2 separate regions of the Homo sapiens genome follow, and region 2 is linked to region 1. Evidence: chromatin loops called from intact Hi-C (ENCODE). Cell type or tissue: psoas muscle. All regions are shown on one strand. Each heading gives the region's core, and the rest is flanking DNA. Links, peaks and the distances in the headings are about the cores only. Region 1 overlaps NFATC1 (nuclear factor of activated T cells 1). Region 2 has its middle 110 kb from the start of CTDP1-DT.

The links. A loop is a pair of places that touch in the nucleus more often than their neighbours do. Peaks named below come from ENCODE experiments on the same cell type or tissue, not always from the same donor. Only the 100,000 strongest peaks of a DNase experiment are listed, where the experiment ranks them.
Region 2: a loop joins it to region 1, with 3 times the contacts of the local background. A loop is called at or near these places in 4 of 110 quality-filtered maps.

What each region holds. Positions count from the first base shown.
Region 1 is chr18:79,503,802-79,511,801 of GRCh38, forward strand. All of the region lies in intron 9 of NFATC1 (nuclear factor of activated T cells 1), which reads left to right. Among named protein-coding and RNA genes, the nearest start is that of NFATC1, 110 kb to the left of the region's middle. RefSeq lists enhancers at 2,348-2,627, 5,436-5,525, 5,596-5,645. In psoas muscle, for the core only: no CTCF peak of the experiment used is centred there; DNase peaks (open chromatin) are centred at 2,710, 3,430, 3,840, 4,100 and 2 weaker places; H3K4me3 peaks cover 2,221 bases; H3K27ac peaks cover 2,947 bases.
Region 2 is chr18:79,562,797-79,571,926 of GRCh38, forward strand. No RefSeq gene overlaps it. Among named protein-coding and RNA genes, the nearest start is that of CTDP1-DT, 110 kb to the right of the region's middle. RefSeq lists enhancers at 7,420-8,619, 7,478-8,034, 8,035-8,590. In psoas muscle, for the core only: no CTCF peak of the experiment used is centred there; a DNase peak (open chromatin) is centred at 5,125; H3K4me3 peaks cover 724 bases; H3K27ac peaks cover 990 bases.

The DNA.
Region 1 (8,000 bases), core at 1-8,000:
GGCCACCTTCACCAATGGTCTCAGCCAGATCTCCTGGAGAACTTGCTGCAGCTTCCCCATCAGCACTTGCTGCTTCATCTTTGCTTTTATGGTATGGAGATGGCTTCTTTCCTTCAACCTCATGAACTAGCCTCTGCTGGCTTCAAACTTTTTTTTCTGCAGCTTCCTCATCTCTCAGCCTTCGTAGGACAGAGAGAGCGAGGGTCTTGGTCTGGATTAGGCTTTGGCTTAAGGGAGTGTTGTGGCTGGTTCAATCTTCTGTCCAGATCACTCGGACTTTCTCTGTATCAGCAATAAGGCTGTTCCGCCCTCTTATCATCGGTGTTGTTCACTAGGGCAGCGGTTTTCACTTCTGTCTGTCTAGAGTTTTCCGCTGCATTCACAGTTGGACTGGCGCGGGAGGCTGAGCTGTCAGCCTGTCTCGGCTTTCGACGGGTGTTCCTCACCAAATTTAATCATTCCTAGTTTTGAAGTGAGAGACGTGTGACCTTTCCTTGCCCTTGAACTTTTACTTGAAAACTTGGAGGCTGTCGTAGGGTTCTTAATTGGCCTAATGTCAGTATGGTTGTGTCTCAGGGAATAGGGAGGCCTGAGCCCAGGGAGAGAGATAGAGAATGGCTGGTCAGTGGAGCAGTCAGGACGCACCCAGCTCTTATCCATTCACTTCATCTTAGATGGGCACAGTTCGTGGCACCCCAAAACAATGACAACAGTAACCCCAAAGATCACAGATCTCCGCAGCAGATATGATAGCAATGAGAAAGCTTGGAACATCATGAGCATTATTGAAACGTGACACAGAGATATGAAGTGGGCACCTGCTGTTGGAAACGTGGTGCCCACAGACATGCCTGGTGCAGGGTTGCCAAAGACCTCCCCTTTGTGAAAAGCAGTGTCTGAAGCACAGTGAAGTGAGGCTTGCCTGCAAGACATCCACAAAAGGCGCAGCTCTGGAGACAGGAGACTGCTGCGTGGGAGGAGGTGGTGCTGGAGGCCCTTGGGTGAGGGAAGAGGCAGGAGACTGCTGTGTGGGAGGAGGTGGTGCTGGAGGCCCTTGGGTGAGGGAAGAGGCAGGAGACTGCTGCGTGGGAGGAGGTGGTGCTGGAGGCCCTTGGGTGAGGGAAGAGGCAGGAGACTGCTGTGTGGGAGGAGGTGGTGGATGAGACCCTTGGGTGATGGAAGAGGCAGGAGACTGCTGCGTGGGAGGAGGTGGTGCTGGAGGCCCTTGGGTGAGGGAAGAGGCAGGAGACTGCTGCGTGGGAGGAGGTGATGCTGGAGGCCCTTGGGTGATGGAAGAGGCAGGAGACTGCTGCGTGGGAGGAGGTGGTGCTGGAGGCCCTTGGGTGAGGGAAGAGGCAGGAGACTGCTGCGTGGGAGGAGGTGGTGCTGGAGGCCCTTGGGTGAGGGAAGAGGCAGGAGACTGCTGTGTGGGAGGAGGTGGTGGATGAGACCCTTGGGTGATGGAAGAGGCAGGAGACTGCTGCGTGGGAGGAGGTGGTGCTGGAGGCCCTTGGGTGAGGGAAGAGGCAGGAGACTGCTGCGTGGGAGGAGGTGATGCTGGAGGCCCTTGGGTGATGGAAGAGGCAGGAGACTGCTGCGTGGGAGGAGGTGGTGCTGGAGGCCCTTGGGTGAGAGAAGAGGCAGGAGACTGCTGCGTGGGAGGAGGTGATGCTGGAGGCCCTTGGGTGATGGAAGAGGCAGGAGACTGCTGTGTGGGAGGAGGTGGTGCTGGAGGCCCTTGGGTGAGGGAAGAGGCAGGAGACTGCTGTGTGGGAGGAGGTGGTGGATGAGACCCTTGGGTGATGGAAGAGGCAGGAGACTGCTGCGTGGGAGGAGGTGGTGGACGAGACCCTTGGGTGATGGAAGAGGCAGGAGACTGCTGTGTGGGAGGAGGTGGTGCTGGAGGCCCTTGGGTGAGGGAAGAGGCAGGAGACTGCTGTGTGGGAGGAGGTGGTGGATGAGACCCTTGGGTGAGGGAAGAGGCAGGAGACTGCTGTGTGGGAGGAGGTGGTGCTGGAGGCCCTTGGGTGAGGGAAGAGGCAGGAGACTGCTGCGTGGGAGGAGGTGGTGCTGGAGGCCCTTGGATGAGGGAAGAGGCAGGAGACCGCTTTGTGGGAAGAGGTGGTGGACGAGCCCCTTGGGTGATGGAAGTGTTCTGACACCTGCAGTGATGGTGGCACAACTGGGCACCTTTACCAAAAATCACTGAATTTTGTGCCCTTCTCAAGGGTGCATTACCTGTGTGAAACGTGCCTCCGTAGAATGCTGTGTGTTTAGGGAGGGGCTGGGAGACCCTAGCAATGCCACGTGCTTTTTACTTTTCTTCAACTGAGTTTTGAGCATTTTGTTAATGCAAGAAAAAGGACTCCTTATAAAGAGCGGTTCGCCGTGGGGTCTGAGCCTGTGGCGTGGTTTCAGTTGCCTCCTCAGCCGCAGTGTGGAGAGGAACAGTGGTCTCGGCCGAGCAGCGGCTGTGGGCACCTGCGTGTCAGCCCCTCCCTCCGTGGACAGATGCTCCTGAGCTTCCCCAGCAAAGACACTGGGACTGTGCGCCTTGTCCCCCCATCTTCCCACCTCCGGTGACCAGGCCTCTCCCAGGGACCCTCTGTGCTGGCCCGGCACCTGCTCTGATATGCCCTCCCCAGGGGTGTGGGTCCGTCTGCCCTCCACACAGCCCTTGGAGCCTCTCTTCACAGGGCCTGAGAGCTGAGTGTGGTTTCATAACGTGGTTCATTGGCCTCTGAAGATGCTCAGTGCTGGGGGAATTGGGCTTGAAGCCATCACGTCCAACACACGGTCCCTGGACCATGTCCTGTAGGGAGTGTTAGGAGGAGTCTAGCTCTATTTTTAAATGACAGTGTTCATGACAGAATTTCTCGTAGGGAATAAAAATGTGTGTGCTTCCCAGTTACTTATTGTGTTGCTTAATTAAGAAATCTCTTTAGAAACACAGACGGGAGCATGAACTTCTCAGCCACTTCCTGCCTGGCTTCTGGGTGGTTCTGTGTTGCATTACTGGAGGTCTGGGTGTGGAATTTTGAGAATCTCTTGATCCTTTTCAGTTTAATTCTGAAACAGGGTTCTTCCTTCCTTCCAGATTACAGTGTGGACACTCACACACAGTAAGGGACAAAGAAAGTGTATCCCCTTCCAAAGATCCGCCCACCAGGCCCCGGACCCATAATCAAAGCCTGATACTGGGACAATGGACCCAGCGGCCGGGCCAGCCCTCCCCTAGTTATCACCCCAGAGCTGTGGCTGGGCTCTCTTTGTTCCGAAACGGAGCTGATGGAGCAGGACGCTGTCGCCAGGCACTGCGGGGAGGGGGTTATCAGCCCCTGGCCCGCGTCCCACCCCAGAGGTGAAGTCTTCGCCCCAGACAGGCCCTATCAGGCCCTCCCAGCTGCTGTTATTTTAGATATGGCAGGAAGTAGGGCCTGGAAACCGCACGGCTCCCAGCCCTTGGCAGCAGCTCAGTTCCCGAGGCTGCACTCAGAGCTGGTGGCAGGGAGGGAGAAGGCACAGCAGCCTGGACTGCGGGTTAGAGGGCTGTGCCGGGGCCGGTGGAGCCATGCGAGCGGCCGCGTAAATCAGGCAGGCGTGGCCGGCAGGCTGTGGCTCCCCACAGACATGGGGCTGACGGTGTGCAGCGCTGGCTGGCGCAGCCTCTGCCAAGGGAGCCCCTGCCCTCCGGGGCAGCACCATGAAGACCTCACCCCTCAAGTGGATGGGTTTGCAGTTCAGCCCAGTGTCTGTTCAGCTGGCACCGATGGGCCCAGATGTCCTCCCTGGCAGTGTCTCAGCAGGCGCACAGACGAGCCCTGGGCCAGGGGACAAATGTGTGGGTTCCTGACGCACGTCCCCCGGAGCCCTAGAAAGGACACCAGGCTTCTGCACCCCCACCCGTGATGTGTTGCAAGAAGCCTCACGAGTCAGTAAAGAAAAACCTTCTCCCTCGCCCTCTGAAATAGTAAACGTTAGTGAGCGCATTCGCATCCGCAGTGCTTTTACGTGAGAAGTTAGGTTTTGGGAGCTTTCGGAGGAGCTGGCTGTGGAGGGAAACACGTCCGTCACGTGGCCACCGTCCCGCGGGAAGCTGGGGGCCGTCGCTCTGGCCGGGCTCCCCGCAGCCGCAGTCGCCGCGTCAGGCGGAGGATCCCTGTTATGTACTTTCCCTTTTCCACAGTAGCTGCTGCCAGCGGGCTGTAAACTACCGTATATCACTCAGATTTAAGAACCCAAACTTTAAAACAAATTAAACTCTTGTTGACATTGTAATAAAAATCAGAATGGAACTGAACAGCTCAGTAAAAGTGAACTTCAATTATTTTTGTGGATTTCAGATTGTTTTCTGGGATTCCCAGACTCCCAGTGCAGCTGAGTTATTTCCTCTTGGCAGAAGGCTGGAGAAAAAAGGTGGAGGGAGGGAGGGACGGACGGACGGAGGGCGCCTGGTGGGAGGAAGCCTGGTCACCTGGCTGGAGGGAGGGATGGACGGACAGAGGGTGCCGGGCAGGAGGAAGCGTCGTCACCTGGCAGTTCGCTCGGCCTGACCAGCAGCCACAGGGCAGCGGCGTGCGTGTGAGGGTTGGGTGAGGGGGCGCATGGGCAGGTGTTTTTTATGTGTTTTAATTTAAGAAAAGAGCTCAGAAATGTTTGTCAGAGCCTATCTGTTAATTAGGTGTTTATGCTGGATTAAAAGAAAAATTGAAAGCACTAGTCTGACTGCCCCTCAAAAATGTGCTCGAAGGCTCATAAACGCACGGAGGGTCTGAACTCCCTCCCCTCTCTCTCGGTCTTTCTCTGTATCTCTATCCCTCTCTCTGTCTCTGTCTCTCGGTCTGTCTCTTTCTCAGTCTGTCTCTCTGTCTCCCTTCCTCCCTGTCTCTGCCTCTTTGTCTCCCTCCGTCTCTGAATCTCTGTCCCTCTCTCCATCCATCTCTCTCCGTCTCCCTCCCTTCCTCGCTCTGTTTCTCTGTCCCTCTCTCCATCTCTCCGTCCATCTCTCTCTCTCTCCATCTCCCTCCGTGTGTCTCTGTCTCTCTTATCTCTCTCCCTCTGTCTCTGCCTCTCTGTCTCTCTCTCCGTCCCTCCCTCCCTCCCTTTCTCTCTCATGGCGGCCTTTTCTTTTGTTGCTGTGTTCACTGTGATGTCTGGTTCTTTTCAGCTCCTTTTCTCTGCTGGAGTGGACAGGGTTGTCGGTCTCCACTGCCGTGCCAGGTGTCTGTGCTTCTTGCAGTGTCCTGTACGGAGAAAGCGGAGAACTAGAGCATTGGAGAGACCCGCATGGAAGGAAACGCCATTGCTGGGCAGTGTTGCAGCCTCCGCAGAGGTGTGTGGGCTCCGGGGAGAGGGACGTGCTGGCCCCTGTGCAGTGGCGTGGCCCGTGTCCTTTCCCCGCCGTCCACTTCCTGTTCCCCTTTTCTGCACCTGTCTCTAGCTGCCTTCAAGGCGGAGCTTTGGCACCCACATATGCAGATGTCCACCGCGCCTGCCGGACGCCAGCTCTCCACCAGCCGGAACTCACCGCCACCCACCCTGGGCTGCCAGCTCAGCTGGGGCCCAGCCACTCCCCCAGGTCCCCCTTCACTGTAGGAGGAGCTGGGCCTGGGATGTGGACAGTGGGCGGCGAGGGGGTTGGCCATGCAGAGGGCGTGGGAGGAGAGGAGAGCACGCAGATGCCGGCCCGGTGATGTTTCCTCAGACGCCCGCGCAGTGCCATGCCGTGGGCCTCACATGCAATGCTCCCCTGCCTAGAGGGGCACCCCTGCTCCCAGGAGGGTCTCAAAGAGACCTGGGTTTCTTTTAAGCAGTTTTGACCACTTTGATTAGGTCAGTGATCTCCATTAGATCTGGACCTGCTAAAGTTACAGAAGGTTCTGGAAGGTGCCGGCACAGTCTGAGCTGAACACCCATGACACCTGAGCAGGAGGCTGTGACAACTGTCAGCTCACGGACCAGGGAGGGAACGCGAAGCTGGGGAGCTCTGAGCTCCAATCCCAGCTTCTGCTCCTGCTCAGAAAGCCCTCCCACTTTCTCTGGGCTGACCTCACCTCGGTGTTTGGAAATGGACCAAGACTTATCGGAAAGTGTCCTCGGCGCCAGGTACCACACTGAGCTCACAGGCTGCTTCCATTTAAAGTTAACCACTCTTGGTGCAGCCATAAAGCCTCGTTGATCTTTGGTCCTTTATTGTGAACAGACATCTCGAAAGAGCCTGTGTCTCCACGGTCAATCTTTCTTCTGAAGACATATTTTAAGGCTTCTTCAGAAACCAAATTTAGGAAAACAGAAGAAATTAGTGCTTAGTTTTCCAGATAACTCATAGCCCCCCCCAAGGAGGAAATTCAGACAGGACAGCGAGCAGGTTCCCGGGCCGTCACTTCAGGGTCACCTGATGGGAGCCGCAGCCGTGGTGAGGTTCGCTGGGTCATGCCCCCGTGCGGAAACTCAGGGATGGGACGGATTCCACTTTCAAAAGATGACATAGAATGAGTGAGTATTTAGGAATTACTTTAGGGCTAAAAAAAAACCACATATGGGGATCAGATCCCTGAGCCCTCAGAAAATCGGAGTAGGGAGAGGGAGAACAGTTGAAGCGAGAAGTTAAATAATTCACGTTTAAATCACAATTCCAGGTGAGATGAATGCGGCCCTACCTGATGGCACCTGCGTGGTTGCCACAGGCGTGGTGGAGGGCTCTTGCGTTTGGATTTGAGGGGCTTAGAGGTCAAAAAACTTTTCGGAGGAACAGGGATGGGCCTGTCTCTCTTTTATTTCAGCGGTCTTTTCTGTTTATGTGGGAAACGCAGTGTCATGAGGTTTGAAACCCTGAGGATGAGATGCATTCCCAGTTGCCAGGCTCGGTTTCCAAGTCTGCTGGGTTTGGGAGCGGTCGGTTGATAGAATTTCTTCTAGAAGACAGGGTGTGGGGGCACCCAGGTCCTTCCTGCGGAGGCGTCCCTGCCCTGTGTGGCCCTGGGCACAGACCCCGGCATCCCCTCCACGGGGCTCCTCTGCCGGGGCATCCTCTGCCGGGGCATCCTCTGCCGGGGCATCCTCTGCCGGGGCATCTTCCGCCGGGGCATCCTCCGCCGGGACATCCTCCACCGGGGGCTCCTCCGCCGGGGCATCCTGCTCCGGGGCATCGTTCGCCGGTCTTGTCGCTGCGGTGGAAGTGTCGTGTTCCCAGCCAGGCTGGGAGTGGTCGCTGGCGAGGCCTGGCGTGGGCCCGCGGTGTCTGTCAGGGTGCCCTGGGCCAGCCCCGCTGATTCGATTTAGAGCTAACGAGAGTCCACCAACGGCAATTACAGGAACCTAATGGCCTTCCTGCCGCACCGCTCCGTGGCACCCGGCTCGCTGTGATGAATTGCTCATTATGTGCAGTGTTGGAATAGCCTCCACAAGATTAATAATTGGATAATCAATACAGAAATTCAATCTTGGGGTGTTTTTTTCACTCCGGGGTCAATATGTCCTGAAGATTACAAGGCCCGACTCTGCCTCCCCCCTCCCCGCTGCTTCCGCGTTGGGAGTTTGGCCAGCACCTCGCCACACGATGGGTCATGGTGCGTTGTCTCCGTACCTCCGTGACTTTTCTATTCTTTGCAAACAGCAGGTTCTGCCGGGGGTCAGTGCTGCTAACACAGACAGCAGTGACTCCACGGTGGCTTCCGTTAAGCCAGGGGAGGGCGGCACAGGTAATGGCTGTGAGGGCACCAGGGCCATGGCACAGTGGCGGCCGTGGAGGGAAGCCTCGCCGTGCCCAGGATGTACGTAGCCTGAGCTGTGGAGGGGTGGAGGGCAGGTTCAAGAGGGGCTGTGCCTCCCGCCAGGACACGTCTGCGCCCCTGAGCTCCTGAGGCAGTCAGGGCCTGGATTTCCCTCCCAGAGGTGCTCCCCTGGCTGCAGCATGGGGAGCTGCCTGCGTGGTTTCGAGGCTCTCAGTGGGGGGCCAGCCGGTGAGGCACTGAGCTGGCCCGAGGAGAGCTGCTGAAGCT
Region 2 (9,130 bases), core at 568-8,567, 60 kb after region 1:
AAAAATAATCATTGAAGAAGAATTGCCTATTGTTTCCTTTTTTCTGTTTTTTGTTTGTTTGTTTGTTTTTATTTAAGACAGGGTCTCACTCTGTTGCCCAGGCTGCAGTGCAGTGGCTCAGTCATAGCTCACTGCAGCCTCAGCCTCTTGGGCTCAAGTTATCCTCCTGCCTCAGCCTCTCAAAGGGCTAGAATTACAGGCACATGCTACCAGGCCTAGATAATGTGTGTGTGTGTGTGTGTGTGTGTGTGTTTTTTTTTTTTTTTTTTTTCAGATTTTTGTAGAGATAGGGTCCCACTATGTTGCCCAGGCTGGCCTTGAATTCCAGGGCTCAAGCAATCCTCCCACCTCTGCTTCCTGAAGTGCTAGGATTATAGGCATGAGCCACTGTACATGGCCAGAATTTTATTTTTCCATGATAAAAATTATAGCAACATTATAAAACTTCTAGGCATGTGAGGAAAATATCACACCTAATCTCACCACTCTACCTCATAATCAGCATTTGGTGTTCTTATTTCTGCCTTTTGTCTTACACATTTTTAACCTTGCCATAACCAAGATCCACTGGAGTTTTGTGTTCTGCTTTTTTTCTAAATATCTAAGCATTTTCCTCTCACATGATTACATAACCCCCTTAACCATTTCTTTAAATGGCAACATTATTGTGATGGTCAGTTGTATTTGTCAATTTGGCTGAACTGTGGTGTTCAGTTGCTTGGTCAAATACTGATCTAGATGTGAAAGTTTTAAAATACGTTATTAAAATTCGCCGTCAGTTGACTTTAAGTAAAGCAAATTACCCTCTGCAATGTGGATTACTCTTATTCAATCAGTTGAATCCTTTAAGAGTAAAGACAGATTTACTGACGAAGAGGGAATTCTGCCTCAAGACTACACCACAGAAATCTAGTCCAACTGTTCAGCCCACTGGCCTGCCCTGTGGATTTTGTTTTAGTTTCCAGTCCCCAGAGTTGCACGGTCCAATTCCCTAGAATAGGTTTCTCTCCCTCTCTCTCATGTTTGTGTATGTGTGTGTGTTTATATTTGTGTATGTGTATATGTTTATATTTGTGTATGTGTGCGTGTTTATATTTGCGTATGTGTGTTTATATTTGTGTGTGTTTACATTTGCGTGTGTGTTTATATTTGCATATGTGTTTATATTTGCGTGTGTTTATATTTGTGTGTGTGTTTATATTTGCATATGTATGTGTTTATATTTGCGTGTTATATTTGCATGTGTATGTTTATATTTGTGTATGTGTATGAGTTTATATTTGCATGTGTTTATATTTGTGTATGTGTTTATATTTGCATATTTGTGTGTATGTTTACATTTGCGTATGTGTTTATATTTGTGTGTATGTGTTTATATTTGCGTGTGTGTTTATATTTGCATATGTGTGTTTAGATTTGCATATGTGTTTACATTTGCATGTGTTTTATATTTGCGTATGTGTGTTTATACTTGAGTGTTTATATTTGAGTGTTTATATTTGCATATGTGTATGTGTTTACATTTGCGTATGTGTATGTGCTTATATTTGCATGTGTTTATAGTTGCGTGTATGTTTATATTTGCCTGTGTGTGTGTTTATATTTGTGTGTCTATGTGTTTACGTTTGCATATGTGTATGTGTTTACATTTGCGTGTGTTCATATTTGCGTATGTGTGTACATGTTTATATTTGTGTATGTGTATGAGTTTATATTTGCGTGTTTATATTTGCATGTGTGTTTATATTTGTGTATGTGTTTACATTTGCATATGTGTATGTGTTTACATTTGCATGTGTGTTTCTATTTGCGTGTGTGTGTTTACATTTGAGTATGTGTATGTGTTTATATTTGGGTGTGTGTGTTTATATTTGCATATGTGTGTGTTTATATTTGCGTGTGTGTTTACATTTGCATATGTGTGTGTTTATATTTGCATATATCCTGCTGGTTCTATTTGTGTGGAGAACTCGGACTGATACAATTATATTCTATTGAGTTCTTAAATTTATTTAATTGCTTTGCTATTGTTGGATATTTTAGCTTTTTCCAAATTATGCTACTAAAACAATACATCAGTAAATATATGTACACACTTGTTCATATTTGGATTACTCCATATTAGATTCTTAGGCATTGAATTACCACACTAACAGTGTGCCCACATTGTTGGCATACATACTTTCTTCTGCCAACACCAACAATGTAATCTTCAACTCATTGGTTATCATATTTTTAAAAATGTGAGCCAGTTCCATAAATAAATCCAAACCCCTCATCATGGGTTACACCTTCAATGCTTACTCCATGCCAGACTTTGTCTAGCTACAGGGAGCTTGCAAAAAATAAAAAAAAAAAAACATAAAATTCAAAAGAAAGAAAATGAAAATAGAGCACTCCAGGCAAGGGAACAGCAAGTGCAGGAGGAAGGTCTTTAAGTAAAAACAATGAATCCCCAGCAGTCTGCACCAGGATGCAATCCATGCACTGCTTCCAGAGAGACTTACAAAAACAATTAGTAATTTAATGTGTCTGAAAATTTTTGTGCAAATATATGTTATCTTCATCAAAACTACGTACAGTACACTTAGGAAAAAAGTTTAGTTGCAAGCAACTTCACATTCAAAAATTTGTACATGTATGAATACACAACATGTCCCAATTCACGGTGGTTGCACTTCTGGTCTGACTCCTTCCAGCCTCCGAGGAAGCTTGGAGGACATGATGCAATTATGTTTTCATTCCTTGGCCACTGCTCTGGTCCAGAAGTCGTCTTCTGGAAACAAGTGTTCTTGGTTCCAATTTACCCATATCTTCCTTCCTAAAGTAAATCCCTACAACAACCCATGCTGATTTGTGTGTGTGGTGGGGGGCGGGGTGGGGGTGTACAAAAATACAAATGTAAAAGTAGACAGGGAGATGCCATTATTTATTTATTTATTTATTTGTTTTGAGATGGTCTTGCTCCGTTGCCCAGGCCGGAGTGCAGTGGTGCAATCTCGGTTCACTGCAACCTCCCCCTCCCAGGTTCAAGCAATTCTCCAGCTTCAGTCTCCCAAGTAGCTGGGACTACAGGTGCCTGCCACCACGCCCGGCTAATTTTTTTATTTTTTTATTTTTATTTTAGTAGATACAGGGTTTCGCCATGTTGGCCAGCCTGGTCTCGAACTCTTGACCTGAGGTGATCCACCCGCCTGGGCCTCCCAAAGTGCTGGGATTACAGGCGTGAGCCACTGCGCCTGGCCAATGCCTTTATTAATCACGGATATAAAAGGAATTTGGGTGGCTCAGCGTCTTGAAAGGAGAAAGGAAAGAGTCTCCACTTCTGACCATATTATGAAAAGGTAAAATGCCTTGTTTTTGCTGTGAACATGCTGTGACACAGGTGTGCGACTGAAGCTGACACGGCGGGGGGCCGCGTGAAGGGTCACAAGTCGTGTGCACGCCTGCCTTCCTGTTCCTTTGAGGTGAGGGTCCCGGGTCGTGTGCACGCCTGCCTTCTTGTTCCTTTGGGTCTTTACTGGAGCTCATTTCTGGGCTTGTTCTAAGAGTCATTTCCGGAGAAGTCACTTGGGGAAAGGAGGAGGAACAAGAGAAAGTGGGACGTAGCGAGGGACCACCGCAGAGACGGATGGGGCTTAGCCGCAGCAGGTTCTGGAGGGACCGTGGCTACATCAGAGGAGCTCCGAGGGGACTAACTCAGCGTGCCCTGTGCGTTTGTGTGAGATCCGTCAGCCTCGCATCCGCGTGCCCCACCGCCTGGACTATCCTTGCTTCCAAGAGTGCCCCGTCCCTTTCTCATCTACAGAAGCTTAAACTGTCGTCACATGTGGCCTCTGAATTCTTTCTTCTTCTAAGCCAGGGCTTTGCAACTTTTTTTAAACTGAGACCCACAATAAGAGGCACATTGTACATCACAACCAGCACGTACACGCAGAAGTGAAATAAGAGTTTGTGAAACAGCACTCCCTCTGATGAGTGATTCCCTGATAGAAATCACGACTTCCATTATGGTCATAGAAATAGGTGCTTCCATGCTGCTCTGCTCCTTTTTGAAAATGCTCGTTAGGACTCATTAAATTGATTTCACAACCAGCTGTTTCACAAACAGGTCTAAGTCGTTGCAGCCTGGAAGCTGCTTCTCTGAGGAGGCTGCGGCAGCACTGACCCGAGGGCCCGTCCTCATTTCCGCCTCTTCCCGGCCTCTCTCGCACGGGTCGTGAAACCCACTGTGTCCCCATCACCCCATCCCAGAGGACTCTCTTCTTCTGTCCCCACCCCACAATCCTCCTGCTGTACCTTTCCCCAGGCCCCACCGAACTGCACGGTGTCAGTGACTCGCCTCGGTGCCCGGGCACCCACCCCTGGCCGGCGCCAAGCCCGGCCTCATCCTCGTCCCTCTGGCCTCAGGCTGTGGGATCTGCCCTCATTCTGTAAAGGCTTTTGTGTCCCTGAAACGCTTCCTTTGTTGTGACGAGACTAAGGTGTGAGACAGGATTACAACACACCAAAATGCAGCCACGTCTTAGGCCTGGAGTTGTGGGTGACTGGTAGCATATTCTTTATATATTTGCATTGCATTTTCCAACTTGTCTCCAATGGATCACGTTACTTTTAGGACCAGAAAGAAAACTGACATTAGGATGAGAAGAAGTGGAAAGGCATTGCTGGTCCGTCTGTCTGGGTCTCGCTGGTGCCGCCCCTGGTCAGGGGGTGCTGGCTGCAGGTGGTCTGTCCCGGAGCCTGTGGCCCATTTTCAGTGAGGAGCAGGAAAGCCCAAAGCTGTTGCTGGCGGCTGGTGGTGCTGCTGCGGGGGGCTCCACGCGGCGGGGCCATTGCTGCCCCTCAAGGGCACCGTGGGGGCCCCCAGTCTGCGGGGCTGGCGAGTGGCTTCCTGGCACAGATGTTTTTTATATGTTTGTTCCAGCTATGTCTGGCTAAGCCGCCTCTTTCTAAATGCAGGGCCTGTGCACACATTTGCTCCGGGGATTTTTTTCTACTTTGAAAGGCAGCTCTCGGCAGGGCTGGCTGTGTTTCCTTTGCGATGTGAGCTGCTCGGTGTCGGATGTCACGGATCTGGGGTGTTGGGGACGTGGAGGAGGGAGGCGCAGGCCTCTGCTCGCCAAGGCGGATCCCAGCCCGTCTGCAGCCTCACCTCCTGTTTCAGTGGCCATGCTGATGATGTCACCCACATACCGAAGTGAACATGCTATTTCCTGACCTAAAGTCAGCCAAGGGGAGCGGGCAAGTCTGTGTGAATCTTCCTTTCCCCCTGAGATGGCGAAGTCAACACAGAAGACGTGGTTTCCCTGAGCTCCGGCTTCTGGGCTCTGAGTTTCCCCCCAGCTCCCTCCACTTCTCCGCTGTCCGTCTCCTCCATTTGTCTAAGGGAAGAGACAGGGAAGAAGAAGTGTGGCCTGGGTGGATTCTGGCCCTAAAGTGAAGCATAAAAGAATAAAGAGAAAGAACAGGACATCTCCACGAGCTCAGGGCAGGCAAAGCTTGCTCAGGGCAGTCAAATAGGACACAGAAAATCCAAGCCATACAGGAAAAGGTTAATCTCATTTGACTTCGTTAAAATGATAAACTTTTGTTCATCGAAAGACATCATTCCAAAAAGAAGAGGCAAGTCAGACTCAGAGATTGGTGGTCCATGCAGCCAACAAATAACCAGAATATATATAAAGAACACTTACATATCCATAAGAAACATGCTAACAGCTCTATTTTTTTAATGGGCAGAATACTGGCACAGGAGTTTCACAGATGAGGATATCCAAATGGTCAGTCCACATTGGAAAGGTGCTCAGTGTCACCATTCATCAGGAGGACAACCACGAGATGCCATCATCCCCCCACAGAAGGCTTGAAGCCCAGAGGACTGACGGGGCCAGTGTCAGAGGGGGTGCAGGGCAAACAGCCCATTGTGGACAGAAGCCTCAGTGGACGCAGCCACCTTGGAAGCGCTGGTTATTGGTGATTCTTTCTCTGCAGGTGGTCCGACCTGTGTGCCCTCACTGGCTCACCACTCTTCCCGTGAGCTTAGGGCAAGCAAAGATTTCTTACACAGGTCCCAGAACATTCTTGCATTCCATGCATCTTGGAAAGCAACCCTGTCCACGGCTTTGTTTTCTGCTCCACCTGCGTGGCTGTTACCTGTGGCACCTAAACATTGCTCAAGGACCTGGCAGCAGCTGCAGCCATGCTCCTGCCAGGCTCCTGATAAGATTGGAAATCACGTGCAACGCTGAGCGCCATCAGCTGAGATTTGGACCTTAAAGCTGCTCCTTATGCTAACATTTTTTTTCTCAGCATGGAACTGCGAAGTGTCCTAAATGTGGAAAATCGAATTGGGTGTCAGAAAAAAACCAATAAGTGCCTCTTCAATAATTAACAGATGGAGATCCAGACCAACAGCAAAGTTAATCAATGCAAAAAGGTGGTGCAGGACAGACAAACAGAAACTCAGGAGCTCCTTTTAGAAACCAGAGGCTCCTGGCGGGAGCACTCACGACCTCCTCAGGTCACTAAGCTGGGGTATGCGCCACACTACCTGGCCACGGTCTCTTCCTCAGATTTGCCATAAACCTCACCTGGCGTCCTCAAGTACACTTTGACCACATGGGCATCAGAACATCAAGTGGGAAACACGCATGAATTTTCCACCCCAGGATCCTGGAAAAAGAAGCACTTGTTCCTACAGAACCTGCTTATTCTGATCTTTGGGTAACTAGATAATTCTTTCTAAATCCTGCTGAGGGTGAAGAATATTGTGTTCCATGTTTTAAAAACACATTGGAAGAACACCGTTCTTTCTGAAGCCAGAAGGGAAATACATCAACAGCTGAGGTGAGGTTTCGCTACGGTGCTCAGCAGATTTAGATAACATGGTGTCTGAGTCCAGTAGTACATGCTCTCACCTTCACTGTCTCAGTACAACAGGACACGCTCTCACCTTCACCATCTGGGTACAGCAAGACACGCCCTCACCTTTACCGTCTCAGTACAGCAGGACACACTCTCACCTTCACCGTCTCAGCGCAGCGGGACACGCCATCACCTTCACCGTCTGAGTGCAGCAGGACACGCCCTCACCTTCACCGTCTCAGTACAGCAGGACACACTCTCACCTTCACTGTCTCAGTATAGCGGTCCACGCCCTCACCTTCACCGTCTCAGTACAGCCAAACACGCCCTCACCTTCACCGTCTCAGTACAGCAGAACATGCCCTCACCTTCACCGTCTCAGCACAGCAGGACATGCCCTCACCTTCACCGTCTCAGTACAGCAGGACATACCCTCACCTTCACCGTCTCAGTACAGTGTGACAGTGCTCTCACCTTCACCATCTGAGTACAGTGGGACAGCACTCTCACCTTTATAGTCCCGGTGAGTGATCTATGGAACTGGTGCTTTTTTTTTATTTTTATTTTTTTGTGGAGTGTCTGAAAAATCTCTCCAGTGGTGGTGACTGGGGTGAGTTATCAAGATGAAGCAAATTGGACTGAACTATATGAGAAAAAGCCAGGCCTGCAGAAGATAGGCTGATGGAAGCCCACAGAAATGAGTGAAACTGAAGGCGGGGCCGAGGTTGCCCCAGACCTTCGCTACACACACCCCTCAGAGCTGTTTCTCAAAGATGTTTACACTAGCAAGAGGCTCAGCGTTCATCGTTTATAACAGCTTCTGGGAGCCACAGTTGAGTTTACCGTCTCGCCTTTCAGTACTTATGTATGCAGGGTGGCAACTCAAGCTATCATGGTCACAGAATTAAGAGGGACGAACGTGGATAGGTAGGGTTTCATTTTCCATATCCCTCCAGCAAGCAGGGTGGGTGAGGATGGGGACGCTTTCCTCTCCTGCTTGAGAGCCGACTTCTTAGAGGCCTTAGTAGACATCCACCAAACATCCAACCACCACAGAGGGCGACGGGAAGACCCCCTCATCCAGGGCAAGCAGCTGCGGAGCTCACACGGGGTCGGGGCGAGGGCATCCCGCTGGCATGCGCTTGTAGCCACGGCAGGGGCCCTGGAAGAGAGACAGGAATTAGTCATCCCACGGTTTGTCGTCTGGCGGTGTAGTTTGACACTTGAGAGATGTGATCTTTATTTCAGAAACACCATCTGGCCATCAGCCCAATTCTTGACTTTTTCATTTCTCTCAAGATGATCATTAGGAGTGGTTTCAACAAAACTGAACACAGAATTTTGAGGGCCCCAATCATGACTCAACCAGAGCCCTCCCTGAATTCTTCATGAGTCAGCCCGGCCCTCCCCACTGACTTCACCCTAGCGGGCACCTGTCTTTCTTCTTCTTTTATCACTTTTTGCTTCTCTTTTGGTTTCCAGCTCTGACTGAATTCAGACCCAACACCTTCCAATTCTTCCCGGCCCCCTCAGGGAAACCCAGAGGCAAATTTGAGTGCAGGGAGCGGGGGCTTCGCGTGGAGCTGGGACTGCCCCACGCTGAGAGGGACCTGAGACGCCGTCGCCTTCCCAGGCTGCTCCCCGCTGAGAGGGACCTGAGACGCCGGCGCCTTCCCAGGCTGCCTCGCGCTGAGAGGGACCTGAGACGCCGGTGCCTTCCCAGGGAGCTCTGGAGAGGGGCCTCAGGTTGGGGAGGAGGGGGTCTGCCATCCTCCCTCTCTACGGGGAGGGCTGCCTTGTGATGGGGGCTCAGGATCCACTACAGGGCCCCGACCCCGAGGCAGAAGTGGGGGTGGTGCTTCCTGCCACCCCTCACCAGGCAGGGATGCCAGGGATTCCGCAGCCGGAGTCGAACCTACGTTTACCTGAATGGAAGGAGAGAGGCATCTCTGGCCGAAGGAAGAGGGGAAGTGGCAACTCCCAGTGAAGAGGTCGTCCCCAAGCCACAGGGTGGCTGGTGGCCACTTCGGGAGGAGGCTCCGGGACCTGGGGAGGAAAGGCCAAGCGAGGCGGGTGTGCGTGCAGAGGACGCTCTGTTCAGATTCCTCCCCAAATAGTGATGGAGCTCCAGGAGCTGCCCTGTCAGGGATCTGTGGGGCATGTGTGTTTCCTTTACCACCTCCGGAAACTGCGCTACAATGGCAGTGAGTGGAGGGGATGACCCCGTGGGATGAAGAAAACAGCAAGCCACAGTGGTTCGGAG